Linked DNA regions of Homo sapiens: region 1 is linked to region 2. The links are chromatin loops, found by intact Hi-C in ENCODE. Cell type or tissue: B cell. All regions are shown on one strand. Links, peaks and the distances in the headings refer to the core of each region. The heading gives the core; the rest is flanking DNA. Region 1 overlaps LOC124902897. Region 2 has its middle 12 kb from the start of LINC00477.

What was found. A loop is a pair of places that touch in the nucleus more often than their neighbours do. Peaks named below come from ENCODE experiments on the same cell type or tissue, not always from the same donor. Only the 100,000 strongest peaks of a DNase experiment are listed, where the experiment ranks them.
Region 1: it touches region 2 in a loop (2.6-fold over the local background); 11 of 110 quality-filtered maps call a loop at or near these places.

Annotation. Positions count from the first base shown.
Region 1 is chr12:24,721,513-24,737,942 of GRCh38, forward strand. All of the region lies in intron 1 of LOC124902897, which reads left to right. Among named protein-coding and RNA genes, the nearest start is that of BCAT1-AS1, 90 kb to the right of the region's middle. In B cell, for the core only: CTCF peaks have their summits at 7,050 (motif pointing left) and 7,250; DNase peaks (open chromatin) are centred at 7,079 and 9,089; H3K4me3 peaks cover 469 bases.
Region 2 is chr12:24,587,928-24,604,357 of GRCh38, forward strand. No RefSeq gene overlaps it. Among named protein-coding and RNA genes, the nearest start is that of LINC00477, 12 kb to the left of the region's middle. RefSeq lists an enhancer at 3,811-4,312. In B cell, for the core only: CTCF peaks have their summits at 7,868, 9,048 and 9,256; DNase peaks (open chromatin) are centred at 9,164 and 12,004; H3K27ac peaks cover 146 bases.

The DNA of each region.
Region 1 (16,430 bases), core at 4,510-12,509, 130 kb after region 2:
TAAATTGAATTCTCATGACCCTATGTCCAAAAAAGATGGGTATGCAAAAAATGCCTCAACAGCTAATGATGAACCAAGTACAAATACATCTTAAGCAGTCAAGGTTTTATTACAAAGAAGTTTGAGAAAAACGCTCCTTAAATATGGTCCAAAAGGGAAGAATACTCATTCTCTTTTCATATGAAGAAAAAAATATCATAATGGTTAGAAAGACTTCCTTTGCCCAATAAAGCTCATGAAGTTTAAGCTCCAGGGTCCTTCCTTCACATAGTTTCTTTCTATCCAAAAATCTGAGAGTGGGTAAAGAAATATGTGCCATGAGGGTTTTTTTTAAATAAGATATTAAGTATATATATTTTGGTTTAGAAAGCTATCTTGGCAGGGCATGGTAGCTCACACCTGTAATCCCAACATTTTGGGAGACCAAGGCAGGAGGATTGCTGGAGTCTGGGAGTTTGAGACCAGCCTGAGCAATATGGCAAAATCCCGCCTCTACCAAAAAAATAAATAAATAAATACAAAAATACAAAAATACAAAAACTAGCTGGGCGTGATGGTGAATGCCTGTAGTCCCAGCTACTTGGGAGGCTGAAATTGTAGAATTGCTTGAGCATGGAGTTGCAGTGAGCAGAGATTGTGCCACTGCACTCCAGCCCAGGCAATGGAGTCACATCTTGTCAAAAAAAAAAAAAAAAAAGAAAAGAAAGAAAAGAAAGAAAAAAAGAAAGTTATCCCTCTTTACTCCAACTTTCTGTTCCACTTTTCCCCATTCCAATGATGTTGGTGTGGCCATGGTTGTTTCTTGAATCTTCCAAGGGGAGGTTGGGTGGAGGTGCACATTTTTTTGGTTCAGTGGGACATGTTGATGTGGTTTGAAGCAATATTCATGTGTAGTTGGCACATTGCTAGCCATTTTAGTGTAGTGTTGAGTTTTATTTCCTGCCCACTGTGCCGACTCTCCTGGTGTTGTGCCATGAGGTACAGGTCAGAGGTTCTATTGTGATAGGAACAGGTGCCATGACACCCAGCACTGAAAGCGTGTGGGTAAGAGAGAGCAGCCCAGGTTTGAAATTGATGGAATCACAAGTTAGTCTGAGAATAAATCTTCTGTAACATGTAAATGTATAAGTAAAGAATTGAGTTTTTCTTAATTCTTAGTCATAATAGAAGTTCTATTCTGTCAGGAATATCCTTGATGTGGTTTGGCTGTGTCCCCATCCAAATCCCATCTTGAATTCCCATGTGTTGTAGGAGGAACCCAGTGGGAGGTAATTGAATCATGGGGGCAGGTCTTTTCTGTGCCGTTCTTATGATAGTGAATACGTTTCACAAGATCTGATGGCTTTACAAGGTGGAGTTTCCCTGCACAAGTTCTCTCTCTCTTTGCCTGCTGCCTTCCATGTAATACGTGACTTGCCCCTCCTTGTCTTCCACCATGATTGTGAGGCCTCCCCAGCCATGTGGAACTGTAAGTCCATTAAACCTCTTTTTCTTCCCAGTCTCAGGTATGCCTTTATCAGCAGCATGAAAACAGACTAATACAATACTTGATAATGTTGTATATACAACTACAAATACACTACACATTTTTTTTTTTTGAATATAAAGTTTGTGAAATAGAAATTGTCAGAATTCTGGTGTTGATATGGCAAAAACCTGTAGTAACGCTGCCCAAAGCAAGCGTGTCTGTGTATAAAGTTGCCAATGTTTTGTACATCTCAACTAGCAATTAAATAAAAATCTATCAACCATCCTAAGGAAAGGGCTGACTTTTTTATTGTTATAGAAAAAAGCATTGAAAATTAAATAGGAAAAAAAACTGAGGAAAAAAGTATTAACAAGGTTATACTCATTAAAAAATATGATTCCTATAGATTTCAGGATGTTTGTGTACTTGTTAGCTTTCTGACATTTGTCACTTGATATGATTTCATGTCTCATTCTAAATAAATAAATACATCTAATTTTGTATTTATAACTATATATTTCTTAAAGTTATTCCTCCCAAATGCTTCAGTTTGGGGTCCTGGAGCCACCTCTGCCAATATGTAGAAAAGGAGTTGAGGCACCCGATCAGGGAAAGCTTGCAACAGGTTCTGCTTCATCCTCAAGAAACCAGGGCTCTGAAATCTGATGCACAGGGCTTGTGCAAGCAATGCTCCCAAATGAAGCTCTTTCTTCCACTTGGCATCTGAACTTGATCAAAGACAATGGAATGGAATACTGGATTGACTATCAGGACGAAAACATTTTTTCACTTTGGAACTTAGAATGAGTACCTGGAATCCTTCTGTACCTCAGTTTCCTTATCCATATGTCATGCTTAAGGCATAAGCTCTAGAGCCAGACTGCCTGGGTTCATATCTTGGTTTTGCCACTTACTATGTGACCCAGGGGCAAGCCACTTAGCCTTGCTAAACTTCAGTTTGCTTGTCTGTGAGTGTAATAAGGAAATAGTACTTCTTACTTCATAGGTTTGTTGAGGGATTAAGTTACATAATGAATGTAAGGTGCTCAGCATAATGCCAGGCAAATAGTAAGTGTTCAGTAAGTGATAGCTATTATTTTTCTATGGAACAAAGAACCCAAACAAACCCCAAACCATACCTGACACTCATCTTTCTTAGAGCAATGGGGTGAGGAAAAAATAGCTAAGTAGAATCAGAAAGAAAAAAAAAAAAGAAAGAAAAGACAGGAATTAAAATGTGCCACGTTCATAAGTGTGGGGGATAATACAATCTGAAAACCCTCATCTGTTTGTTCCAGGTCACAGGACTCTGCTGATGTGTGTGTATGTGCAAACCTGTTGGGGGGTGAATGCAGTGTAGACAGGGGAAGGGCCAGGAAGGGGAGAAGCAGCTGGCATGCCTGGAATGCCAGATCCTCTCCTGTTGCCCCATGCAAGTTCATCCATTCAGATGTCCTGGGCTTTGCCTCCCACAGTCCCATCATTTGAGGAACAGAAATGGAAGCTGGCTTGGAACTTAGGGCTATGCTGTCCAAAGGCAGATGCAAACCTCTGGCTTCTACTTCTCCTCTACTCCATACATCATCCCATACTTCAGCCCTGAACATGCCACAGCATTCTGAGAGATGTGGACAACATAATGTCTTTGTGAAGTTGCTACTCGTGTTAAGAAGGAAACAGACAGAATGGAAGAGATTTACAGTTTGGGACAAACAGGAGGATCTGCAAGGATAGTGAAATTTCCTACCCATCCTAGGAAAGAAAATATAAACTAATATTCTATCTAAGAAGTCTACTAATTTTGTTTTGTCACTAAATTTAGTGCTCTTGAAAACATAGGGTCACTTGAAATTCAAAACACAGTGTTTGAACTAAAAACAGAAGTGTGTTCTTGGAGCTGTATGTGTGTGTATACATGCTGTATTAGTCCCTTCTCATGCTGTTATAAAGGACTGACTAAGACTGGGTAATTTATAAAGGAAAGAGATTTAATTGACTCACAGTTCCACAGGGCTGGGGAGGCCACAGGAAACTTAGAATCATGGCTGAAGGGGAAGCAAACACGTCCTTCTTCAGATGATGGCAGGAATGAAAAGTGCTGAGCAAAAGAGGGAAAAACCCTTTATAAAACCATCAGATCTCACTCACTATCACGAAAACAACATGAGGGTAACTGCCTCCATGATTAAATTACCTCGTACCACGTCCCTCCCATGACACATGGGGATTACGGGAACTACAATTCAAGATGAGATTTGGGTGGGGACACAGCCAAACCATATAAAATGCCTAGTGATCGACCACGTCCCCACAATTACCTCATTTAATCCTTACAACAAGCTTCCAGTTAGGAGTTGAAGGCCTTAATGTTCACCATTTATATATTAGAAAATTAACACTGTAAGATGTTAAAGGAGTTGCCTAAGATTGCCCAGCAGAGATCAGTAACTTTGCCTTCCCACAAAAACACGGGAACACACATATGAATAAATGCCTTAGTTACAGTGGCACACACATATGAATATATATATATATATATGTACACAGCCTGTATGTGTACGAAATTATATAAATAGGGTAGGATGATATTTGTAAAATAATACTTTTTTCCTTCTTTTTAGTGTTTCTCTTCTTCCCTTTCCTGCTTAGAACAGAAAATCAGAACAGGTCTATGTGGGGCCAGAAAATATCCTCTGATCTTCATACACTTGGTTTTCAACAGCCCAACACTTAGGAGAATGATGATAATTAGGTTACAGGTCAGCTAGTAGGGAAGTCACAAAGGCAGAGGGATTTCCCTTCAAGACCTCAAAACACTTTCTTCTGGCTTCTGGGGAGGAGAGCAAAGAAGACAAGTGGATCCTGAAGAAATAATGGCTAATCCCAGGAGTGAGAACATGAACCCAGTTAGGGAATTAGCATTCATTTGTATGTGACGAAGCATGGCCTTGCAAGGATTCCCTTGGCCCTAGCATGCCAGGAAACAGCAAGTTCCTGCTCCCAAAGTTGTCAAAGTACTAGCAGGGGGCCCACAGGCCTGGAGGTGCCCTGTGGACAGAGGGTTGACAGTTTCCCTGTGTCAGTCTGTGTGGAGCAGACCCCACCTCACCTAACATCTCGGCCTTAATTACAACTATCAAGTGCCACAACCTCAGTGAAGGAAGGGTTCCAATAATAGTCCTGGAACTAAGTTTCCTCACATGCCAGTGGAATGATATCTGAAAATAGAAATTAAGTTGAATTTTAGAAGAATGAATGGTAGTTTGCACACCTGAAGTGGGAGCCTGAAATTTAAATCCACCGTATTGCCTTAAAAAAACAAAACCCGAAAACTAAGAACCATAACTGCAGCAGCAGATGTATACATTCATTTAGCCCCTAAGTAGTTAACATTTAAAGTGTCAGATTAAGTTTTCTCCAAAACAATCAAGGGATATTTTCCCATCCCCTTATCTGACCCCCACTAAAGGTTTAAAGCCTAGAAAAAGAAGCCGTCAGATAGAATCACTTGAGCTCTTCCTCTGACGAAACCTCTCATAAAAGAGACTTATGCTATCCATTGTAGAGATCTCAGATATCTAAAATTTAGTGCATTGCCAGGTAGACACTGCATCCGGGGCCTTATCACAAAAGCAGAACTGATATCTAGAAAATACAGAATGCTCAAAACTTTTACTATCTGTCTGTTTATGCATCCTGAAGTCAAAATTTTGTAATCCCAATGAGAAGGAATATAAATTTTTTTTGGAGAGGAAAACAGATTCGAGTAAGTTAATATTATCCTGCACATATATTGTCTGTTCATTGTATTTTATGATTTACCTAAATTTTTTTCCCTCAAAATTAATCTGGTGAAATCACTGCTTTTCCCCCCAAGTGGATATAAAATAGGGTTGTGCATACAGGACTATTATATGTTCGTCCTATTTACAGCCTCATTTTTCTTCTTACTTCCCACACAACCACATCTTTGGCTTTCATGCCTCTATGGCTTTGCTCAACCAGGAGCACCTTTGTCCACTGGGTGTGGGGTAGATTTCTCTTCCTCAGCTAAATCCTCTTTCACTTTCCTCAAGGAGCCCCTCAGTCTCCTTTGCTCCCATCTCATTTTATGTAGGACTCTGGGGTAGCACACATTAAATGAGTGCTGTGGTCTGAATGTTTGTACCCACCTCATAACTCATATGCCAAAATTCCAACCCCTAAAGTGATGGTATTCAGAGATGGGGCCCTTGGGAGGTGATTAGGCCGTGAGGGCAGAGCCTTCGTAAGTGAAATTAGTGCCTTATAAAAGAGACCCCAGAGAGACTCTCATCCCTTCCACCATGTGAGGACACAGTGAGAAGGTACAGTCTGTGACCCAGAAAGGGGGCCCTCACCAGAGAGAGACTCTACCTTGATCTTGGACTTCCCAGCCTCTACAACTATGAGAAATCCATTTCTGTTGTTTATAAGCCACCCATTTGATGGCATTTTGTTTTAGCAACCCCAACAGAGTACGCGACAGTGACCCAGTCCCACTGGGAGCCTTTGTACTTAGTGTCTCTGCTGCCTAGAGTGTTCTTCCCTCCAGACAACCACACAGTTCACTTCTGTACCTTCTTCAGGTCGTTTTGCAGAGAGAGACAGAGACCTTATCTCATGACCCAAAATAAAAATATAGCCAACCTAATCCTCTCCTGGCCCAAGAGGCTTCTCTCCTCTCTCTGCTTTATGTTTTCTCCTTAGCATGTATCGTTATTGAACATACTATAGAGTTCACTCATTTTATGTGTTTATTTTATTTATCTAGATTATTGTCTGTCTACTCTAGTGTAAGATTTTTGGCCATTTTATTTATTATTTACCTTCTTATAACACCTGAAACACAGTAAACTCAATAAATATTTGTTGAATGAATGAATGAATGGGTGAGTGATGATTCTGCTCTTGCAATTACATGCTTATTCCCTTATCCATGTTCTACTCATCCTTATGTTTTCTTCAGCCCTTGGCACAGTGCTGGGTACAGAGAGAGGGTCCACAAATGTTTACTGAGTAAAGGACTGAAGTGAATTCACCGTGCCTTTTTTATAATTGAGATAGGATGGAGATTTCACCCTAATTTATGACATATTTTTATAATACCGTAAAATAACAGTACTTCCTGAGCAAAAGAGGCAGAGCTTTTTCACCAGCAAGTGGAAAGATATAAAGTATCCATAAATTGTTCTGGTAAAAAATGAGTATTTTAATACCTTTTTTTCAGTAAGACAACTCATGAAATTCCACAGCAAATATTTATTGAGTATCTAGTGTTTATTAGGCAGTTTATAATCACTAGGCTTCATACACAGTCAAATAATTTAAAGTCAGCTCCAAAGTGGACTGAAACAATAGAAGATGTAGAAGAGTTTTACTTTAATATTTCTTTAAAAAATATATTTCTGTCTAGAAATTCCAGTACTGTCCATTGGCTGCAAGTGAAGAAAAATAAAACCATAAAGTGAAATTCAAAACTTTAATAAAAGAGCAGAATCTAAAATATAGTAGCAGATAAAGCAGAAATAATAAATGAAACTGGATTGAACAAGAAGGCCATGCCACCTTGTGGGTACTGGGAGTATTTTACCATCCTCAATATCTCTCTACAGAAAGAGTGACCAATTACAGATTAAGAAACTGGGGAAACTTTCACTACCTTTTTCATGGTAAATAAAATACATAGTATTTACTTTTTGATGCTGTAGCCATTGGAAGCAGTTTTTTATCAAAATGCAATACATCTTAAGCCACTTTGATGAAAGAAATAGTCTGCAGGTGATGAGGTTGTAATGTTTTAAATAAAAAATAATCTTTTTAAATGAACTTGAACATCTATTTAAAGATGTGGTCATGTACTCTTTCCTTTTCATTTTTCTGAACAGAAGAGGTACATTGTTAATGAAAGAAAGTGTTTTAATAACAAAATCAACAACACATATACTCCTATGTAATGTCCTAAGGAATAATCGGAAATTTTAATGCCTGTGTAAACTTGTACCAATCCATAGTTTAAAATTTAGTTACAGATATTACGTAATGAGTAACATGATTTTTCCGAAAAATTAAAACTACTAACCATGAGGGTACAAAATGTCTCTGTTGCTTATAGATAAATCTATTATTCTTTTAAAATGAGAATTTGGAAAAAAAATTTTGCAGGTTAACAAGAATATGAAGCAACATAAGGTTTTCTAGAAGGCAAAAAATACAATTAATTGGCCGGGCACAGTGGCTCACGCCTGTAATCCCAGCACTTTGGGAGGCCGAGGCGGGCGGATCACGGGTCAGGAGATCGAGACCATCCTGGCTAACTCGGTGAAACCCCGTCTCCACTAAAAATACAAAAAATCAGTCGGGCACGGTGGCGGGTGCCTGTAGTCCCAGCTACTCGGGAGGCTGAGGCAGGACAATCACTTGAACTCAGGAGGCGGAGCTTGCAGTGAGCCGAGATCGCACCACTGCACTCCAGGCTGGGTGACAGAGTGAGACTATGTCTAAAAAAAAAAAAAAGAATACAATTAATTTTTCTTATAAGAAGACTTGTCGCTGATCTCAAATTAGAATCTTAGAATCATAAACTTTAAAACTGGAAAGTACCTTACATGGGGCAGGAGGACCAATGACTCATTCTAATGAATCCCTAGGCAGCTAAATTATTTCAACTGAGAAATTACCGGAAATCAACAAAAAAACTTCCTTATTGACAAAATACAATAAATAACAAAAACAGAGTTACTAGTATAATTGAATGCTAACTGGAAAGGGTCTTAGAGATCATTGAACCCAGGGTTTCCAAAAGATATCTGTGATACTCTATTCTTAAGAGATATTAAGGTATGTCACCAGACAAAAAAAATTTTGGAAAATACTGTACTAAAGTCAGGCATAGTGGCTCACACCTGTAATCCCAGCACTTTTGGAGGCAGAGGCAGGAAGATCGCTTGAGCTCAGGAGTTTGACACCAGCCTGAGCAACACAGCAACACAGGTGAGACCATGTCCCTACAAAAACAAGAAAAGAAAAGGGAAAAGAAAAGAAAGTTAAACCATGTGTCCAACTGCAGAACATTTCACAGATATCAATATGTCAGTGTACATTTGAACAGCATAGTATGCAGTAATTCTCAATTTATTTTATCACAAAATTACTTTTACTTTTGCAGACAACTTCACAGGTCTGAAGTACAAATTTGGGGAACTCTGAGCTAAACCAATTTCTTATTTTATAAAGAAGGGATTGACACCATGTTGGTATGTGACTTGCCCAACCCAACAAAACTGAATAATAGCAGAGGCAGGACTGGGGGTCAGTTTTCCTTAAAGTCAGGGATTTGTTCTTTGCATCATGTCATACTGCATCATTCTTTCCAAATTGTCATAATTCAAAACTACTGCTCTAAAAAGTAAATGTGTTTTTAAAAAAGTTCACTACAAATGTTTTTTCACAATTTTATGTTGTGTTTTATACAACCATTACCATCAAAGGACCAACATCCCCAACTCAGCCCCACCCCTAAAGCTGACACTTCCCAAATGACATCTTTGTGGTTTCCTCAAAGTGAGACCACCAGATAAGAATAGCAATACAAATTAGTTTGATTAACTATAGTGTTTCTGCCTCTTTGGGGTTCAAACCCAGATGTGTAGTCAAATTGGTTGGCTTCACAATGTTCATTTTGAGAAAGTGTTTTTGACTATAAATGAAGTGATTCAAATATTTAGAGAGAAATTTTCATGCTTACTCAGTGATGTGAAAAACCATGACATTTACCAAAAATAGGCACTCATATGTCTACCTCTGACTTTCATGTGGAGGAGTGGGTAGAAGGAGAAGATATGGGGTCTAGGGTTGAGTGCAATGAAGGTGTGTTGTCCTCAGGGTCACGGAATGAAGGTGTAAGTGAACTCAGTAACATATCTACAGTTCCTTAGCCATTGGGACATTGGCTTGGAAGCCCAAGGCTAGTCTGCAGATGGCTCCAGAATGTATTCTCCAGCCTCCTGGAATCCTGTTCTGGTGCAGATATGCATTAGGTTCTACTTAATAAAGCAATCTTGATTGTTTTAGGAGATGGACAGTCACATTGCTGTCTAGCAAACAAGGCATGCTGAACTTGACAAATTATTTTAAAAAGAAATGATACAGAACTCTGAGAACAAGAAACTATGACCTCAATTTAAGAGCTAGGAATACCCATTTTTCAGGATAGACTCCCATCCACTGATGCAATTTGTCCCTCTGAGGCATCTGTACTTCCTCCTCTTGTTCTCTGTATGCTCAAACGAAGGGAATTTAAGATTATGTTGGCAACACTACTGGAGCTGTTTTGTTTTTTTTTTTTTAAGCTAAATAAAAAGAAAATTTAAGACTCTCATTTGAACAACCTGGGTCCTAAAACCCTGCTGTTGAAAAATAGGTGGTGGTTTTGTTTTATTTTAAACTGTTTGCAATTGTCATCTTAATAGAATGCATTAACTAGACAATTGCTTGGCTTTCAAAGTACATTTTTCAAGCCCCTGTCAACTCAACTTTTTATAAAAAGAATGCAACAAAAAAATAGAAAAGAGAAATACTGAATATTAAATCTTTCTTCAACCCACTGTCTGATTCTCTTAAGGTCTCTGCTGATATTTTTAGGATTTTAGCACATATAAAATTTCATGGCTGTTTTAATATACATACAGGCTTGAAACAGATGAAAGCTTCCATCTGAATGATATAGATTCCCACTCCCACACGCAGTACTCAGACAAAACACATGAAACTAAGTTTAACTACTCCAGAGGAAAAAAAAAAGCTAATTCAATCCTGCCAGGATTTGAAGCTGAGATTCTAAGGATTTTAGGCTTTGCAAATCTGTTCTTTAGCTTTTTAACACACTCCCCTCTGTCAGAAGCTCTCACATGGAATCACATCTCAGGACTTGTCTGTGTTTATATAGTGAGTCTTCATTATTCAACATGGCTGCAATCCTAGAGGTCATGATAAACAATGCAATATCAAATAAGTGGGCAGAGGAGTTGGTTCTCTGGTGTAAGAAGGCAAAGTCCTTCAGGGAGGATTAATTTCTGTTCCTGAATTAGTGAGGAATCTGTGCACCAATGAAAAACATGACAATAAGGAATGAGGGCTTTCTATCCGTATATAGTCAAACCACATAAGACGGAAGGGACAGACATTTATTGAGACCTTATCATGTACTATGCATTGTACAAAGTTTTTTTAGATGCTTTGATTTTGTCCCAGTAGTCCTTATAAGTTTGCTGATAAGAGAATTTTCTATCCCCCGATTCTATAGAGTAAAAAACTAAGGTTCAGGGGTTACTTACTCTGCCTAAATTTACACAGTAACTAGGAGTGCCAAATATGAACGATCCAAAGCTAATTAGTACTTAAGACTAACTCAGTTTACCCCAGTGGTGGAAAATTCCCTATAATCAATGTAACTACAGTGGACATGAAATCTACCTATTTGTCAAACAAATTATACAAATCTTGTGCAATTATTTTAGCTATTGGAAAGATGCATTTGAATGAAAACATGTACATATTAGAGGTCACAGGATGAAGAGAAAAGTGATGCTTCTTTTTATTAGTAAGATAAAATCCTATCATGTTCCTAAACAGAAAAATAAAGTTTTCAGATTGGCACCACTGCCTTGCAGACACAGTTCAATACTTGCAATGCAAAATATCTGCTGAATCCACTTTTGCTATAAAGTTCAATGGTTTTTTGCAATCTAAGGAATACAATGAAATGAGTTGAGTCCAGGCTCATTGACTAAAATACTATGATCTTGTCTCCCTCATTAGGAAGAGTGACAGGTCATGAGAATGTGTCATGTGAAAACTTGCAGAAGAAATCTCAGTGTGTATCTTCTATAAACATGTGATCTTAATATAACATTTGACATATCTTCATATAACATTTGATACACTGCTAAATATATTGTTCATTGAAATGTACTTTCCAACTCTCAGAAAAGAAACCAAAACTCTCATTAATATTTCCCAAGCTGGCTTTCTTGTGTTATTGTTTTCAATGGGTCCCTTATAATCATGAAATAAGGGCTGCCTGTAATCCCAGATGTAGGGAAACAGTTCTCCACGGGTGTATTATATTTCTGCACATCTTGAAAGAGAATTGTTGACCTTTGTTCTAGATCATCTTTTCAAGGAAGTTTCTATCAGAAACAGCCTTTGAATATAGAGATAGTATCTCTCTCCAGAGCAAAAAGTAGGTTTGCTTATAGCTTTGGAAGCTGAAAATGGCATATCCCCCTGGATGAAAGAACAGGTATGCTTACTGACCATTATAAAATATTCTATTCCAGTAAGCTCAGAATATCTCTCCTATAACACAAACCACTATGTGTGCAGGTATCATCTGGCCCTTTTCATATCACCCTATGCAAATTGAATCTGAAATAACTGACACAAAAATGTGGACTCTCTGTCTACTTCTTGCTGCAAATAATAAATTGTTCTTTGTCTCTGATTTAGGAGTCTTGTGTCTTCTACCAGCATCTATGAAACTGTAGTGGCCTAACTTGTTAGTTTGCAAGTAAGGTAAAATCTCAGACTATTCACAGTGTTTGACAGTTTTATAGATGAGGATGAGATGATGCTGACAGACACATGGCTTTATGGGAGAGAAAGAATGGAGGCCTCACAGGCCAGTTAAAGGGATATAAAGGAAGTTCATAAAAATCAGTGGTGAACATTTTGTCCACATAGTATAGTGTGCCAGGCAATAAATGTTTCTCCTCTTTATTGCCTACTAATGAGGAGGCATTTGGAAGGTGGTTGAAGGCTAAATACCAGAAATTAGATTCAAAGAAAGCTGCCCAAATGCTGTCCTGTTTTTGCTAGCACTCCCTGAGGTGGAGGAGACTTACTTTCCATTCTGCCAATCAGCATCAGGCCCTCCAAGTGGGAACAAATGGCATCAAGATTCATCCTGGGTATATCCCCTTTCAGACAAGAGTTACAGAGACACAACTTACATTGAGTATAACAGGAATGAAATTTTGACCATATAGGTAGAAACCAGGTACATCAATAAAACTTTGACCTGATATGCTTAGGAGATGAAGAGCAGGCTTCATAATACTTCTTAAGGAAGAATGGTAAGAGTCAACCCATCTTATGGCTCACACCCACCTATCACACCCATTCTAAATCTACTTGGAGATGACAGAAAAGGTCTTACAGTTTCTTGTAATAGGTACTGAACGAAACAAGGAAACTTTAGCATTCTCAGAGAGATTTCTCCAGGACAAACTCCCAGGTGAAACCATAGATGAGGTGTTGATGAGTACCTGGGTTCTTATTGCCCTGGTTGGACTTACAGTGCTGTTGAAGGTAACAAACTGGGCAAAACCTTAAGACATTTTCTTGATAATGACCACCAGGTTCCCCTGAGTAAGCTGGATCCTCAAAGAAGGTTAATGTCTGAATCATCCAGAGAGTGCAAACTTTGCAGCCATGGCAAGAATGCAATATATCTGTGGCTGCAGAGTCAAGGGGTCCCTGAAGTTTGAAATAGAAGTAATGATGCCCCTGCCACTTGATAGAGAGCTTTTGGTGGAGAAAAAAGAAAAAGATGGGAGAGGGGAATTTGTTTGGTTGAGCTGTGAGCTTAGTGTAAAAGACAATGTTTCCTTCCAGAGCAAAGGGCATTTATGTAGACTTCTTACTATGAAAGATCCAGGTGTTCTATGTACAGGTTCTTCTCCTGAAACACAACCTACTACATATTTGGGTGCCATCTAGCCCTCTTTGGCTCATCCTGTGGGAATTAGGGCTCAGGGGGCTGAGGGCTGTGTTGCTGCTGTTGGTAATAAACTGTCCTCTGTCTCTTATCCAAGAGTCTTGTGTCCTCTGTTCACATTTATGAAATGGTGGCAGGCTAACTTAGCTTGCAAGTAGGGTAAAATTTCAGCCCCTTAACAGTTCTTGACACCAGACAAATTTATGACTTCTGTAAGAATTTAAGAATTTGAATACATGCATACTGTGTGTGTGTGTTCTAAAGTTGTTGTTTAGGAAAATGTATAAGATAGAAACACTTCACAAAGGTAAGTAAAATGGCAAGGGGTAAATGACAACGAAATATAGCTCTTCCCTCAGAGCTAAGTTTAAAGCTTTTCTTGTTCTATTGCCTGAGACCCCACCATTGAGCTTTCACTTCCTAGATTAAAGAAAAATTGACTTGTAAATATACATGCTCCTGGGACTAGAATACACTAGGCCAGCTAGTGGTCATTCAAAACTCAAGATAATTGAACCAAGCCCCTCCCTCTATCTAATTGGAATCATCAACAAGAAAGAATAAGATGTTTGATGTGCTTGTAGAGGGATAAGTGAGGGGAGGTAGAACAAAAAGGGGAAAAAAGAGTAACACTGAGATAATATTTAGCCTGCATTATCGCACCTGATTTTAGCAGTCAGAATGCAGTACAACTGTAAGACATCCCAGAGACACGTATCCAGAAAAGGCATAACAAAGACGATAGTGGGTAGTCACCAAAGACAAACTGTTTCCACATCCCTAGAGATCATCCAGTGACCATGGATATAAAGTGACTGGAAGAGTCATTGAGACTGATCTGCCACATCTCAACTGTGCACTCTGGACCAGGTTTTAAAGACAAGTTGTATAGTAAGTTTGGACAGTTCAAACATCTTTTATCACCTTCAACTCCACTTTTTAAGAATTGACATAATCTAGAGGTCTAATTTTAAGAAAAATGACAAAAACATTTGTTGCTTTCATTTGAAAGACTAATATTGAGAATCCAAGCCTTGACAAAGTTAAGATAGCTCAAACTGTGTGAAATTAAGTTTATTATTACAATTGCTAAGTGAGTAATTTAACATTTTTCCAGCTGGGTAGAAATAAAACATTATTGCCTTGAGACTTTGGAAAATATTGCTAGAAGAAATAGGTTTATAGATCTGTCATACAAATCTTATCTTTCTGTAACTGAGTTGTAACAAAAATATATTTCCTTCAGATAATCAAAAAAGACAGTCTACAAAGTGATCCCTTAAATCCATTAACTTTTTCCCCTAGATATAAGAACAATGCTCTGCACGTAGTAGGAATTAGTAAATATATGCTGATTCGAATTGAATTCAATGCTGATTCTAGAGAGAAGGATACATTAGTTTGAGTTCTAGGTTCAAACTCGCTTAAGTACATACTTTCTTTTAATGTTTTGCTCTACCAAAATAAATCAACATAAAATTTCCTTAATCAGTAGCTGCTTTGAGCCTATATGTAACATTTTGCCATCACAGGATCACTTAGCACTGTTCTGGATTTGATGCCTCTACTCTATTTTTTTGACTGTAAAATGTAAATACCTATTCAAAGATAAGAGATGTCATATATGATTCCATATATTAGGACTTTATTGTGCAAATATGTATTCAAAGATAAGAGATGGCATAAATTATTCCATATGTTAGGACTTTCTTGTCTATGATAGTAAAGTGACTTAGTTTAAGCAACCAAAATTGGGGAAAGAGTGGGCAGTTGTCAAATAAGGTCCCAAGAATCTTTCAGTTCCATGACCGTGTTGTTATCCTATGTCTCTGAAAGCCTGTGGCTGTGGCAGTTCACAATGCATAGTGGCATCATTTCCTGAGAAGGGAAAAGCTAGGAAAGAACAGTATTGGAGTGTGTGTGTGTGTGTGTGTGTGTGTGTGTGTGTGTGAGAGAGAGAGAGAGAGAGAGAGAGAGAGAGAGAGAGAGAGAGATTGAGAATCAAAGGTTAAGAATTGTAAGAAATGCTCTGTTGAGGAAACCTAACGTACATCCAAATCTTGTACTTTACCTCCTTATGCAGTGTGGTCCTCAGTGACAGTCTCATCAAAGGTTCTCAGTTACATCGTTTTATCCTACAGACAATTCACTACAAACACACAAGGTATACTTATAAATATAAATTTGACTCAGGAATTACTAGGCTGCTATAATAGATGTTGAGTAGGAGGGACTTTTCTGTTCTCCAAAATTGCAGTTATGATTCAAAGCTCAGGGTAATAGTGCAAAGTGCCCAGTCCAGAGATGGCCACCAATGAGCTTCTGACAATTGTAATCGGCTGTATTAGAAAATACATAACTGACCCTGTTACCAACAACCACTACCGTAACTCCTACCCCACAGTCAGTATTTAAAAAATGACTGAAGATGATGGGAGGATATGGACAGTCAACCTCATAGAACACTATAATGTAGTTATTTCCTTCCCTTCTTGCTTCCTCCTTCCTGTATGTAAATTGAAGGAGCTAAACTTTGAAGAGGGAGAGGAAGATGTTACACAGTGCCGCAGCTTGCCTCCTTCCCCGCTTCAAACTCCTTAATTCACAAATCTACCCTATAATGAGGAAGGAAAAAAGTTTTAAACTGGATATAAGATTGAAATTTTAAACAGGTCTGGACTACGGTTTAACTACTGGTGATTGGTAAATGATAAAATATGCCCAAGATGCTATTAGGAATAAGAAAGCAGGAATTGCTATAGTATAGTAAAAGTCAGTGTTTCAGCAGATAAAATTATTTTACATAATATACCTCAATAATTTTAAGACTCTAACTATTATGCTTCACATGAATCAAAAATCATATGCTAAATTTTGTTCCAACCACAATCACTGCACATTAACAAAAGATAAAAAGAAGGCCCGAGATATCTGAGAAATAGGATCCATTTACAAGTGCATTTCTCTGCCTGCTGCCATTGAAGCGTTCTTCTAAACATTTTCTGCTGTCTTTGTGATAATGCTCAGATCTAGAAGATCTCTGTTTTCAACTGGGGGTTGTGAAGGAACACACTCATTTGTGCACGGCAGGGCAAGCAGGGGTGGGCTGCAGGAAAGAGGAAACCCACATGTATTGAGTACCTACTATTTACCAGCTAGATGCCT
Region 2 (16,430 bases), core at 4,135-12,134:
TTAGCAGAAAAATAAAAAGGAAGAATTAGGTCTCTTGTTTAAGATAATTTACATAATTTTTACAGAAGAGAGGGTGGTAGGCCAATGACATCATTCCTATACTGTTTCTATCTTTCTATTAAGAATAGTCTTACAGGCCGGGTGCTGTGGCTCACGCCCATAATCCCAGCATTTTGGGAGGCCGAGGCTGGTGAATCACAAGGTCAGGAGATCGAGACCATCCTGGCTAACACGGTGAAACCCTGTCTCTACTAAAAATACAAAAAATTAGCTGGACGTGGTGGCAGGTGCTTGTAGTCCCAGCTACTCAGGAGGCTGAAGCAGAGGAATGGCATGAACCCGGGAGGCAGAGCTTGCAGTGAGCTGAGATTGTGGCACTGCACTCCAACCTGGGCAACAGATAGAGACTCCGTCTCAAAAAACAAACAAACAAAAAAAATAGTCTTACAAAGCTGGAAAGTGTAGAGTAAACGTGGCCAAAAGGCAGTTGAAGTCCGAAATATGCAGAAATAACAAGAGATTACCTATTGCACTAAAATAATCCAGACCTTCCCATTCAGATAAATCACATCCCAGGGTACTGTAATAACTTATGGATGACCTACTAAATTATAGTTACCCCATGGTGGTTCCAGGACTCTGTCCCCCAAAAGTACCAAAATTCATGGACGCTCAAGTTCCTTATATAAAATGGCTTGGTATTTACAAATGGCCTACACACATCCTCCCATATACTTTAAATCATCTCTACATTATTTATAATACCTAACACAATATAATGCTATGTAAATAGTTGTTATTCTGTATTTTTAGAGAATAATAACAAGAAAAAAGTTTTCATACATGTTCAGTACAGATGCAACCATCCATTTATTTTTCTGAATATTTAGGATGGTTGAATCCACCGATGTAAAACCCATGGATAAGGAGGACAGACTGTCGCATTAGTAATCTCCAGAAATCATGATGATCTATATGTGCCTATCTGTAAAGATCTCTAATGCATGTCTTCAAGTGAAATAGGACTGAAGATGGATTGTATGATCTCATGTATGTAAAAAAGTAATAATATACATATATATTAATCTATATTTATTTAAAAATAACTAGAAGGATTATATCAGTATTCACCACTGGTGTTATTCAAAATATAAAAACGAGTCTGGGCATAGTGGCTCACACCTGTAATTCCAGCATTTTTGGAGGCCAAGGCAGGCAGATTGCTTGAGCTCAAGAGTTCAAGACCAGCCTGGGAAATACAATGAAATCCTGTTTCTACAAAAAGTACAAAAACTAGCTGAGTGTGGTGGTGCACGCCTGTGGTCCCAGCTACTTGGGAGACTGAGGTGGGAGGATTGGTTCAGCCCGGAAGGTGAAGGCTGTAGGGAGCCGAGATCACACCATTGCACTTCAGCCTGGGTGACAGAGCAAGACCTTGTCTGAAAAAAAATTATATATAATGTATGTATATATATATATTTATATAATATATAAATGAAAGGTAAATATGTATAAAAATGAAAGCAAAAACAATAATGAGGCATCTGTGTAACAGAAAAGCATGGAGAATGATAAAATGGAGGTAAGAGGAAATGCTCAATTAGACAAATAGTAAAGTCCCTTTCCCTTTGAAGATTATGTACACACACACATACCCCTATGTATAAGCAGGATGCAGTGCAAAATTAAAAAGTTTGCTCCATGTTCAAAAATTACTAAGAATTTTAATCCTGATACAGCATAGAATTAAACCAAGAGTGGGGTCCTGCTATGCATGTGGCCCTGTGCAACTGCACAGGTTGCATATCCATGATATGCTTAATATCCCAAATCCCTGCATATATACACATACACATACATGAATACACATAGTTATATACACATGTATGCAAAGGTGTTCAGTATATATTACCTTCTTCTCTAAAGGTATAATCTTTGCATATATATATACACAAATGTATACCTATATATATTTCTTGTGTGCAAAGACTATCTTTAGAGAAGAAGGTAATGTATATCATACATCTGGAGGTCCATTTTTGAATGCTATTGCCCTGTGATCCAAATATTTTGTACTCATTGCTTCCCCCACTAGCCTGGATGCATCATCCCTCCCTGTCTTCTTATCCAGAACGTCTCTTCCGATTGCCCATAACTCATATTTTCAGAGTCGTAGCTCCCCCTTGTAGTACTGTTTATATTTTAATAGCAAACATCAGAAGCAATGATAAAAAACACTCTAAGTTAATTAATGGGGTGCAAATTATATGTGAGGAGTTTGTCATAAGATTGAAATCAAGACCTATGTATTTACCTCTTCTCTTCTACATTTTCCCAAGGTAACATTACTACTGACGAGAAATAAACATTTTCTAGGTACTTATTACGCTATAACTGCACTCCCGTCTTAGCTGGCAGAGTGTGAATAAATTCTAAGCCTTCTTCATAGCTTCTGTATCACGCTGAGGGATGACAAATAAATTAATTAATTAATGCCAAGCTCTGTACCGCTAGGGAATTTTGAAAGAAGACCCATTGCAGACTGTCCAGATGAAACATAAGCTTTTATAACAAATGAGTTCCAACTGCCTGGATTGGAAGGTACCTAAATCTTAAAATGAAGCAAAGCATCATCTATTAAATAATTACTCTGTGTTAATCACTATACATGCATGTTTTCAGTTAATCTTCCTAATAATCCTGAATTAATTTCTATTAATATTTTTATTTTATAGAAGATGAAACTGAGGAAAAAAGCCGTTACATATTTTGTCAGTTTCACATAGACTAAATTTTGGATCCAATTTGTTTGACTTGAGAAAATGTAAATTTACTGACCAGATTATACTGTTTCCTGGGCCTTAAATATTATCTAATACCTTTATCGTTTTGAGGAATCCCTTAACACCTAACCCAGTGGTTTTCCAAGCCTGTCCTTGAATTTCTACTATTGGGGAATGAACTCCTGTAAACTAATTCTAAGTTCAGACAGACAGTATTTCTTTATATTGAGCCAATATCTATTTCCTTGTAACATCAATTTATTAGCTCTAGCTTTACCATTCATGAGAACATGTCTGATTTCTTTTCCATTTAATAGCCCTTCAGATATTTGATGAATAAATTGAGCTAACTCTCATTGCCTATGACCCTTCTCTTCTATAGGTAATATTTCAGGTACAACTCATGGGGAATCGTTTTGAATTTCCTTACTCAAGGATTATTCCCTTTCAAATGTAGTCTAGTTTCTCAATGTTTCCCAGATCCTCAGAACTGAATGTAACACACCAGAATTGTTCCAGCCAGCTCTGGGAGCAAGACAATCACTTCCCTCATTCAAGCCATTACAAGTCTATTACCACATTCAAAAGGGCCATTAGCTTTCTCAGCAGCCACATCATATTGCTGGGTTTTATTGAAATAAAAATCCATGAACCTTTGTTATTCAGGTGCCAATAAGCCATGCTCCTTTCAGTTGACAGGAATGCAGCTGTGCGTGTGTTTGTATGTGTCTGTGTGTGTCAGAGAAAGAGAGAGAGATCCAAGGGTTATGATCTAAATTTACCTACATAAGTTTCATGCTGTTAGATTTGGCCCTTCTTTTCACGTGTTAGAGTTCTTGGTTTTGGCTTTTGCGGATGTTAATTCCATCATACATGGATTTCTCTCTACTCCCAAAATAATACTCACATGCAAATTTGATGAGCATTCCTTTATATCTTCATCTAAGTCTCCGACAAATAATGATAAACTAGACAAGACAGAACCCTTTGGCTTGCCTCTAGAGATCATCTTCTAGGTTGACACAAGTACTTTAACATTAGTTTTCGGACATACAACTAATAATCTATAAAAATACAAGAGTATGTAGCCTATAGTTCTTAATTCTCTCTAATGGTATTCATGAAAGACAAGAAGGAGACAGAGGAGAAAATGATGGTTTATTCCTGGAAAGTGGTCTCTTGACAGCACAGCTGATTTACAGGTTTTCAAGTCAGGAGAGTTGAGCAGCCCTTCCACAGCTCCCTAGGAAAGTAGGTTTTCCCTCTTTGAAGTTGAATTGAAAACAAACTTGAGCCATCAGCTCAGATTTTCTTTGTTCTTCATTAGTTTTGGAAACAAAACAATAAAATTCTTCAGCAAACCACCTCCTATCTTTCCCCTACACATACAAAATCTGTGTTAGGAAGCAGAGTCATAAGTAAGGTTTATTTTCAAGATCATCCAAATTTATTTTGTATTTCATCCCATTTACCAGTGTATTATGAGCAATAAGCCACTAAACTAGGCAGGGAGCTAAAATGAGGAAGCAAGTTCTTGGCTTACACAACTGCCCATCAAGCAGTGACCTAGGACTCTAGGCAAGTGTCACAGAATTTTGAAGATGAATTAAAAGTGTTACTTACCTGTGGTTGTTTCCTGGTTGGCTAATGCCTCAACACTTCCTGAAGGAAGGAAAAAGAAGTCTCCCAGTCTACATAAAGCCAATGATAGGAGATTCAGTATTCTCTATCCTTCCCTGTGTAATTTGGGAAGAAAAAAATGCTGTCTGGAGCAATTCAGAAAGAGCCACCAGACAATAAAATACAAATTATTTGTCATAAATTTTAAAAAATGTTCCTTACACTTTACTCTTGTCATGGTATATCATATGAACCCGTGTTTTAAAGACTTTTATTCTAGCCCATGTTTCCTCCCTAGAACTTATCTTTGCCACACCATCCCAGTAAGCAGAGATTTGGTTTGTTTCTATTTTGTGTGTGTGCGTGTGTGTGTGTGTGTATGCACATTGGTGCATGCTCTCACTGCTTCCTCTCCGTAGCCCTGTCTGCTTCCCTCACTCCAGTTGATTTGATGCTTCTTTTGCTGTAATTGTTGGCCAGCTCTGCACCTTGGCTCTCCTGAGAAGAAGAGCAGGTGAATCCTTATCTGTGCTCCCAGGGTGACTGGTGACATCTGCACCACCACCAGCAGCAACAGATAAATCCCCTGGGCGCATAGGTGGGGAGGAGAGAAGGGAGGGGTCTGTTATTCTTCACACCTCCTCAATCTATTTCTATTTTTTCATCACCTGCTTTTTTTTTTCTACTCCACTTCTCTTCAATTTTTCAGCCTTGCTCTTTTTTCTCTTTTAAGTGTTTAATTCCCTTTTTGCTGTTTCATAAAAACTGGCTTCTCCTGCCTCTTTTTGTTTTTCATTTGTTTGTTTGGTTTTTGAAACAAAGTCTCGCTCTTGTCCTCTAGGCTGGAGTGCAGTGGTGCGATCTCAGCTCACTGCAACCTCCACCTCCTGGGTTCAAGCGATTCTCGCCTCAGCCTCCTGAGTAGCTGGGATTATAGGCACCTGCCACCATGCCCGGCTATTTTGTATTTTTAGTAGAGATGGGGTTTTCACCACATTGGCCAGGCTGGTCTTGAACTCCTGACCTCAGGTGATCCGCCCACCTCGACCTCCCAAAGTGCTGGGATTGCAGGCATGAGCCACCACGCCTGGCCTGTTTGTTTTGAGACAGGGTCTCACTCTGTCGCCCATGCTGGAGTGCGGTGGCACGATCATGGCTCATTGAAGCCTCGACCTCCCTGGGCTCAGGTGATTCTCCCACCTCACCCTCCCAAGTAGCAGGGACTATGGGCGTATGCCACCACACCTGGTTAATTTTTTGTTTTGTGTTTTTGTAGAGACAGAGTTTCACTGTGTTGCCCAGTCTAGTCTCAAACTTCTGGGCTCAAGTGATCGCCCACCTCAGCCTCCCAAAGTTCTTATTTGCTGTCTCACCATCCTATCTATGTCTTCAGACAACTTTCTTCTCCAATCTGTATCATCTCCTTTCTTCTGTGTAGTCTGCAGGCTCTCACATTCGTCCTTTCCTGTTCAATCACCAAATTGTGTACATTCGCTCATCTTCAGTCACTGGCTTTTTGGTTCACAAATGTCGTTTTTCTTCTATTCTTATTAGTAAGTTTATTCTTGGATGAAAGTTTAGGAATTCATATTCAGTACATTGGAAACTTTGACAAAGCCATAAAAGATACACTACCATCTAGGGCTGCCGGATTTAGTAAAACAAAACAAAACAATGTTAATTTCTGACTTTTAAAAACGAATGATTTTTTAGTATAAGCATGCCCCATCAGTACTTTTGTAGTAAAAATTTATGTCATTTATCTGAAATTCAAATTTAGCTAGGTTTTCTATATTTTATGTGGCAACCCTACCACTACTACATTTGGTCACGTTCTCTGTTAATAAACAAATACTTACCAAATCCACACCGTACACATGAATAGCATAGTAGGCAATGTGAAAGACATCACATGTGTATAAAATCAATGCCTGCCCTCAAAGAATTCATAACGTAGAGGGTTAAGAATTTTTGAAAAAGTAATAAAGAATCAGAAAACAATGCAAAATAGCATATAATTAAATGTTTAACTGGTTCTAATTATAAGTCTAATATAAGTTCAGGTATTAATCTGGGTGGAAGAGCTCAGAAATTGCTCCCAGAGTAGAAGATGTGCTCTGGGTTGAAGGGGCAGAGTCCATGCTCCGAAGTGGGAAAAGAATTGTTCCCAGGTATTCTCCCATGCTTTCTTGCCTCTGACTTTTGATGCTATTCCTTTCTCCAGAAACAATCTTACCTGGACTTTAATGACACATACCTCTTGGGGGAGATCTCCCCTCTTTAAACACTCTATCTCACTTTCAATTTCCATGTTGATCGTACTCTACATTGATGTTCTGGCTAATTTTGGACATATCTCCTCGGGAATTATCTGCTTTTTGACAGAAAATGTTATGTCTGTACCGAGTGAAACTCCACAAACTTTGATGAAATTGAATGAGTTCATGAGTCCCAGACTGTTTCTGAATCTTCAATGATTGTTCTTTCATCTATTGATACACACACCTATCAGCACATGCACACACACACACACACACCCCAACGTGACCACAACTATGACTTTCACCATTAGGCTTCTTATAGGCAGAGATGGACATTTTTCTTCTGTGCATTCATGGCTTCCAATATCTCTGATATATACAGGTGTGCTATTACACTGCAATTATTTGGACACACATTAATTCCTTCCACTGTCCTGGGAACTTGCTGCCCTTTGTAGTCACTGTGTTTTCTCAGTTAAGTGTTGAAAAACAGAGTGGAAAAAAATCTCTCTAGGAGAAAAAAAAAGGATCTTTTTTTACATTTCCACTGTTTGTTGTTATATTAATTAAAGTAAATCATGCACTATAAATAACCATTATAATGTGTATTGAAGATCCTATTTATAGTAAAATAAATTATAGATTACATATAGATGACATGAAATGTGCATGTCATCTATGCATTATTTTTGGTTGCATATAATTTAACTTCCCAGTTATTATAAAACCTTCATTTGAGTTATCACCTCAGTATAATTTATTTTAATGTATATAGTACGAAAATATGTTACTCAGTTTTAAAATAACTGTATTTTTATGGTAATATTCAAGAAAACAATACTTATTTATAGGGTTTGGATCTGTTTGGGATTATTGTTTTGTAAATATTCGTTCTTGTCTATAGCAAAAATTTTTTCATGATGCTGAAAGTCCTTTCTACAAGCCTTTGTTAGCTGTATTTGGAAGATCTCCAGGCAGCACAAATTACTAAGAAACAACACAGGACTTCAAAAGCATGTTTATTTTCACTATAATATGGAATTCACTGTCACACATAGGTATTTTGAGGCCTTAACTCTCACTCATACAATAGGGGGTGTTCCTGTAAAAAGTTGTAATAATTTACCATAATTTTCTTCTTTTGTCTCCAAAGAATTTTTAATAGTATGCCTTCTAGGGGTGGAAAGCAAGAAGAAAAACCTAGTCAGGTACAATTAACTCCTCATGCAATGCAGTGATGCTCCACCAGGGCTGCAGATTAAAGTCGATGCAGAATTTTTAAAAAATTTCCGTGCTGCAACCACTCCAGACCTGCTGAATTCACATTGCTACAGGGGGCCCTCTAGGCATCAATAATTTCAAAAGTTATATGGTGAGTCTGGTACTCACCCATATGAAACCACTACTGCAGCTTTTACTCAAGGGAAATAATCTTTAGGAACCAGAAGTATGTTTTATTTGAGAAAGTAATTAGAATTATGAAAAATATGGTTGATGCAACATACGTGCTTTTTACAAATTATATCTCTTCTTTTCAACAGAACTAATTATTCTGCATTTTGATTAGGCTTCTTCTTATTCATAGAAATAGCTAAACAACTGACCTAATAGCACAGTTAATTATAATCATGAAATTTCATCAATTTGGCTACTGGTTATTTCTAACCAATTATTTTGATTATCTTTTAACAACTAAATAGGATTAGCTATTCTGCAATTCAAACTATTTTTCAGTAGGTTTAAAGAAAAAAACATTCTTGTCTTATTGACTTGGAATTTATTAAAAGAAAAATCATTACCATGATAAACAGTGATAATTATATATTTATATGTAATAAATCAACTCTGCAGTATGTTATTGATCTTCACATATCCCAATCCTTGTACTACTAATCACCTATGTTATATCACATTTCATTTATGTATTTATGATATTTATTATAAACTTCTATAAATCTATTTAATTCTCCCAATATTTCCTAAATATATCTTAAGAAAATAAAAAAGAGATGACCTTCTTCCTTACTGAACGAAACAGACAACAATCCAATTATCAACCCTAATACATTGAAATCAATCACATAAAAAATTGCATAGTATTTTTTGGAATGGTCATGGAAAGCATTACTTTATACAAATTCTCCTCTCACAACTAAAACAAATTTACCCATCTTTACAACCGTGGATTTGGCAAATTTTAGTATCAACAAGAACAACAAATCCTTCTGATCTTTGTGTCACAAATGTTTTCAAAACAACTTTTATGGATGATTTTGGCATCCATTGTATTATATAGTATTTAATTGACCTCATTTCAAAATAAACAAGGTCACTGTGAATTTAAATCATGTCTGGATAATTCCATGGTGTTTTAGGATGGAAGAACATTACCCCCTCTAGTGGATAAAGGCAAAATACATGTCCTTGATGGGTTGAAAAGACAGACTGGGTTTCCTTAAACCATCATCCCCTCTTAAGAGGTTGATGGATTAATTTCCTTACAACATACTTCATTCCAAGCATATTGTTCAGAAAAAGGTGCAATGTCACACATATTTCTTGTATTAAGATGTAAGAATGGTACTTGAAATTGAACACAATGCAATAAGGGAAATGTAATTTGTGCCAGGAGTTCTGTCTCATATTGAAAAGAATGGACTTACAGGACCTCAACCTAAAATGGTTACTTCTAGTGATCAAAGCACCATGCAAGGCATGTTCTTTCTAATCAAGAAAAAGAAAATATACGGAGAAATCAAATTCACATTTCCTCAACTAAGAATGTTTAATTATTAGGTAAACTTGAAATACGGCTTTAAAAATTCAGTTGAATGAGCTAGCCTTTGGACCACAGCATCTTTGTTTATTTAGGAAGTTGTTTAAAGTCCATTATTTATACTTTTCTATAAAAGAAACACATTTGTTTTTAGTTAATAACATAATATATGATATATATGTGTATATGTATCTACACACACACGCACAAATTTGGGAACTGGTTTATTTTCTGGAATTTATCTATCAGCAAATGGTCCATTAAGTTCTGCTCAAATATGAAGATTTAAGGTCATTCAACCCACTGTGATGATTGGCTTTAACTTCAGATAAGTAGAATAAACACATCCCTGCTCAAGTATAAACTAGTTTTGCTTTCCCTATTGTAAATCATCAAAGCCACGTTCTCAAAGCCAGTGTCTGATGAGCGTCTGTCACTATTGCGTCTATTGTGTTTATCACTAGTGAAGTGATGGCATCCTCAGTTACCTCATCACTAATAGACATTGTAAAAATATGCTGTATATGGTTTTGAATTACCCTTGATATTTTCCCCTTCATTAGGCCAACTTTGTTTGACCTATTTAATACACTTAAAAACATTTGCAAAGAGGAAATATCTGTATTTGTACCTACTTATACATACTCTGAGGCAGCCCACATAAGTGAGGCTTATCTCATGTTCTTGGTATCCCTCTTTATTTTCACGTGCATGGCTGTTATCCAATAGGCAAAAAGTTTGGGGGGCAAGATTTTAAGCTCCTTTCATGGAAAAGTAAAATCGTCAGCCAATCACATAAGCTGTATATCAAAATAAATCTGGAAATACTTACAAAGCAATTAATACCTTTATTAACTACCACAAGAGAACATGTTATAATTCACAAAATCATTTACACCTTAGAAGAACTTAAAATGTAGTTGGAGAAAATACTAAGATTGCGTCAACTAGAAGATTTAGTATCAGGAACAAACAGACAAATATATACATTTCTATAGTTGTCAAATAGCAAAGTATTTACAAATTATTGCCTCAGTTTCTTTATCTGTAAAGTGAAAATAAGATCTACTTATGTCACAGAATTTTTGGAAAGTTTTAATAAGACATGTTATTAAAACCAGCAAAGTGTTTGGCATACAACATGAAGTCAATAAATACTGATTTACTTGATCCTCACAAAAACCCTATATGGTTGAGAGGTTAGATATGATAAAACTTAATTTTACAGTAGAAAATCAGACTCAGAGAAGTTTTAAGATCGGTCAGAAGCTACATAAAGCTCAAATTTGTAGCTATGTATGCGTTTGTAAAACCATTATGAGCCATATAGGGAAGGAGAAAAATGAAGAGTGATTTAGAAGTGGTGAGTAAACAATTTTGACTGAAACAGAAGCCTTAAAATGAGTGGCTATACATAAAAAGATGGCAAAATAGACATGGACAATTTTTATTTATTTATTTATTTTTATTTATTATACTTTAAGTTCTGGGATATATATGCAGAACATGTAGGTTTGTTACATAGGTATACATGTGCCATGGTGGTTTGCTGCACCCATCAACCCGTCATCTACATTAGGTATTTCTCCTAATGTTATCCCTCCCCTAGCCTCCACCCCCGCCGACAGGCCCCGGTGTGTGATGTTCACCTCCTTGTGTCCATGTGTTCTCATTGTTCAACCCCCACTTATGAGTGAGAACGTGCCGTGTTCGGATTTCTGTTTCTGTGTTAGTTTGCTGAGAATGATAGTTTCCAGCTTCATCCATGTCCTAGCAAAGGACATGAACTCATCCTTTTTTCATGGCTGCTTAGTATTCCATGGTGTATATGTGCCAGATTTTCTTTATCCAGTCTATCATTGATGGGCATCTGGGTTGGTTCCAAGTCTTTGCTATTGTGTACAGTGCTGCAATAAACATACATGTGTACCATGCTAAGGAGTTAGGATTTTCTCTGAAGCTCAGCAGGGTCAAAGGCCTGTGGCAGCACAAATTGTAATTGAGGTACAAGAAGGGTCTGAAGCTAAGTTTTAGAAGTCTTTACATTGCACCAAAAGTGTGAACAACATGATCAAAATGATACTATAGTGGCAGTTTTCAGAAGGGTTAGGAAGGCAAAAAACACTGACAGCAGGGAAATAAGTTGGTAATATATTAACTTAGAATGAGATGGCACACAGGGAAGAACAACAGGATTGTAAAAGGAGACTGAAAACAAAAAAACGTGGTCAATAATGCAATATGGGACGTGAGAATGAGATTGGAATGTATAGGAAGGTGATTTTGAGGTTTCAGGTCTTGTGTTTGTAACCACTTAACAAAATTAGAGGAGTTGGTTTGATCAAGATGATGAAATTCTCAACTTTAGACTTGCTGAACACGTACATCTTAGTATGTTGAGCATTTTCTCCATGAAACTAACTGGATTCTGCCACTAAAGCATTTAGTGCATAACATTTTTTAAATGCTAATGAAAATTTGTTCTCAACCAATGAAATGACTCTAGAGAATCCTGTATTTCCGAAGTCGACTTCCCTTTTTCAAGGCAGCTTTTGCATACTTCACCAGTTGTGGTTGGGGTTGGACACCTGTGGGGACCACCATTGCCAGTTTTAGGCAAAGCTGTGAAGTAGCAGAGTCGGATTTGGCAAATGTCTTTTCCCTTTCCTGTGCCTCTTTCCCTGCTTTGGGTACTACTACCAGCTTGGTATTCTGCTGCTAACCGGAGGTGGCCACTCAAGGACACTCCTCAAGATTTTCACCACATAGAAGCATGCATGACATGTAGATGGTGGTCTATAAATTTCAGTGGTAGGCATAAAAGAGGTGAGTGAATGAATGAAAAAAATTAATGAATGAATAAAACATCTGACAATTCATATGCTTGAAGATGTTGAGTAATTTGGGCATCCCTCTCTAAATTATTTGTGTTAAAAACATTCATCTGAAGATGTACACTAATAGAAGGAATTATTACTGGCAGATTTCACATGACAATGAAGACTGAATTTAGAGAGCAAGAGCCTCTATTCCAACTTTAAAGCACATGATAAAGACAATCATCTCCACCCAAGAGTTGACTCCTTTTGACAGAGGTCCTCATTTTGTTTGATGCCACCCATTATTTAGCCATTGTTGGGGAAATGAAATTATATTACATAAAAATAAAATTGTGTCTAATGGGTAGCAGCAGCTACCTAAAATATGGCCTAAAATATGGTTCCACTGTCAATAACTCTCTTTACCATATGCAATCTGAGTAGCCACGGTCTGATGTAAATGTCAGTTTTCACCGTGCCTTCCTAGTATGCTGGGAGATTCCACTCACCAGAGTTGCCAAATAGCATAGCCCAGGACCGTCAATATGACAATTTAATTTGGGCTTCTGTTGCTTCTGTTAGTCATTGACGAGAGAGCCTTGACTAAAAATGGAACCAAGTCTCAAGTTCTGTTAGTAGCACTGTACAGAAATAAATTATATAATGTTCATGGTGGCTGATTTTTATTGCTTTGAAGCAAACATGTTAATAATGTTTCTTTTAATCAGTGATGAATAGATGCATAATAAATATTTGGAAACAGTTCTAATGGAGAGCCAGGTATTTCCATTTCTCTGACTCCCTCTAATTTTTGATTTGTGACTGGAATTCTTGAGAGTGACTTAGTTTCCAGTCCTACTTGAATAATGGCTTTTTTTTTTCAGAGTTTGGGTGCTTCTGCTTGTGGCTGTGCATGTGGCTAAGAACAGGAAACACTGTTGAGGGGACGGAAAGAGCATTAATCAAGTGTTCTGAATCACCAAAGAATTTGAATGAAATGTTGCTGTTAGTTATGCCAGATTTTAATGGCATTCCCTGGATGACTATGTAGTTGTTATTACTCATATCCTTGGTTAAAATGATGAGTTTGTGTATATAAAAAAAACTATACATGTAATTTTAGTATCCAAACATGTATGAGTGTGGATTTTGAGTGCAAAAATAAGAATGGTAAAGTATGCATTATGTGAGTCTCATAACTCACAAAGTGCCAATGCATCAGACTCCAAGATGTGACTGCTAAGTTAAAGAACAACATGCTTAGACAATAAGTACAACATTATGTTTATTCATTAATTTGTATTTTAAATATGTTTAATAGAACAGGGTATTTTTGTAAGTATCTTCAAGTACAACAAACCATTAATAAATAAAATCACAATCATAAATATTAAAATACACATTCTCAATAGGTTTTAATACCCTTTACAAATGTACAGTTTTGGCCAGGTGCGGTGGCTCACTCCTGTAATCCCAGTACTTTGGGAGGCCGAGGCGGGCGGATCACGAGGTCAGGAGATTGAGAACAACCTGGCTAACACGGTGAAACCCTGTCTCTACTAAAAATACAAAAAAAAAAAAAAAAAAAAAAAAAAATTAGCCGGGCGTGGTGGCGGGCGCCTGTAGTCCCAGCTACCTGGGGAGGCTGAGGCAGGAGAATGGCATCAACCTGGGAGGCAGAACTTGCAATGAGCTGAGATCGCGTCACTGCACTCCAGCCTGGGCGACAGAGCGAGATTCCGTCTCAAAAAAAAAAAAAAAAGTACAGTTTTATTTAATTGGTGCCTATTTTGATATCTGAAGCCTTATATTTTTGATATCTAACCGTGTGACAAATCTTGGAGAAGGAGTAACTGAAGTTCCTATTACTTGCCAAGAATAGCAAGTTTAATGGATTTCAGAAAATAAATAAATAAAATAATAAAACTTGAAGTTTGATGTCATTCAACTTGTTTTACAAGGAAATTTAGGCCTCAAGTTTGTGTACTCCAGTAGATATATATATATATATATATATAGAGAGAGAGAGAGAGAGAGAGAGAGAGAGAGAGAGACTCCAAAACCATAGATGGATTTATGTATTTAAAAATAATTTTAAAATTTTGTTTATGAGTATTAATTCCTTTAAAATTACAAAGCAACCTAGTTCTTCACGGAATCAAATACTCAATAGAACATATTTAATATCATTTCACATGGGACTCACCTATTAAAAACTTCAGTGTTTAAGTGTTGTTTATAATCACATCTCTTGGAGGTTCTCAGTGTCAACGCCCCAAGGTTCACATCTCGTTTTGTTTTATTTATTTATTTATTATTTATTTATTTATTTTTTTGAGACGGAGTCTTGCTCTGTAGCCCAGGCTGGAGTGCGGTGGCGCGATCTCGGCTCACTGCAAGCTCCGCCTCCCGGGTTCACGCCATTCTCCTGCCTCAGCCTCCCAAGTAGCTGGGACTGCAGGTGCCCGCCACCGCACTCGGCTAATTTTTTTTTGTATTTTTAGTAGAGACAGGGTTTCACCGTGGTCTTGATCTCCTGACCTCGTGATCCACCCGCCTCGGCCTCCCAAAGTGCTGGGATTACAGGCGTGAGCCACCGCGCCCGGCCTGTTGTTTTATTATAGAAACAGAAATAGAGATCCTTTATTTATGTTGAAATCTCCTAATCAGGACCCCTTGCCACAATAAACAATGAGGTGCGTAAGTAAGAAAGAAAAAGTCTATGTAAAGAGACAAATATAATTATCTACATTGCAAGTTTACTTTTAAAAGAGCCTGAAATATAAAATGGCAAATAATAAAAATAAATATAACAAATAATAAAAATGCTTTTCAGTTTTATGTCTGGTTAAGTGTGAGAAATATATATATATATGAAGTAAAAATAGGTGTGAAGAAATGAAAACATAAGCAACGTTAGAGATCCCCTAATGTAGGGGAGGACCTAGAAAAAAGACGGAAGGGGTGATCAACCTGCATTAACAGACTTTCAGGGAATAATATTCTAATTATATTGTTTTAGGATGTTGCTGAGATTTTAAAATCACATTGCAAATTTATAACCTTGAACATAAACAGGTAGCTACATCTAAGTATTTTTCCACCCAGATTAACTAGTTCTGAGAGAACTGGAGGCTAGGACTTGCTCACAGAACTGAAGTTCCTTATTCCTCTTACTAGAAAAACAAACAAACAAACAAACAAAAAAAGATGGTCCAATCTTTGGCCTGGAAGTTGGAATTAAGCTCATGCAAACCTGAAAATGTTGCTTTCTCTCATCATTAGGTAGCCTAAGGCAAAGGGAGAGAAAGTTCACCTTATATGTGCCTTTTCCTTAAGTACTATCTCCCCTGCAGCAGGATGACTTTGCGTTGAATATCTAGGTGCATCATTGTGTTGTTAATTTCTCCGTTTTCTCCTCTGTGGCCACTGTACTTTGGTATAGGGCTGTCAGAAAGAAAAACACACGGCATGGGCTTAGCATCTGGCTGAAGCCTAAATAAGCAGCACTGCCAGACATCAGAATATATCATTACTGTGATAGTTATGTTTAAATGTGTGGTGGTGCCATTGAAGTTAAGCTCAAAGTTAGCTATGAAAATACTGTGCAGAAAAGGTTGAAATATTGACATTTCTAAAAAAAAAAATCTAGTAGAACTGTACCTCCAGTAGTCTTCAGAATTATTTTAATTAGCTTTACCTACTTCCTAATTTGCTAGCTGCCTATTTCTTATTTTATTATACCAGATATTTTTAAACTAGGCTCTATTTAAAGCATCAAGATAGGCAAAGAGTGGAAAATCATTACCGGAACGCTTGGTTGTGGAAAAAAAAAAAAGATTTGCATCTTCTATTTTTCTTATTTCTTCCTTCAAGGGATAGTGTTAACAACTTTTCAGAAATTCTAATAATGTTCCTGGCCAATTCAGGGTTGATAGGGTATGGTAACTATTTTATGGATCATAGAATAAGGAAATCTCATGTTTTCCCATGGGACTTCATGCCCATTTTAAAAACAAAGTAGAAAAAGTGTCTTTTAAATGGACATGGTATTGAAAGAAACCAATTTCCACCTCTAAAAGTTATAACTGAAAAAATATCACCACCAAACCATGGTCAGACATTTTGGATGTGGCTCCTCTGTCAACTCTTGTTCCGAACGGCAGTCTGG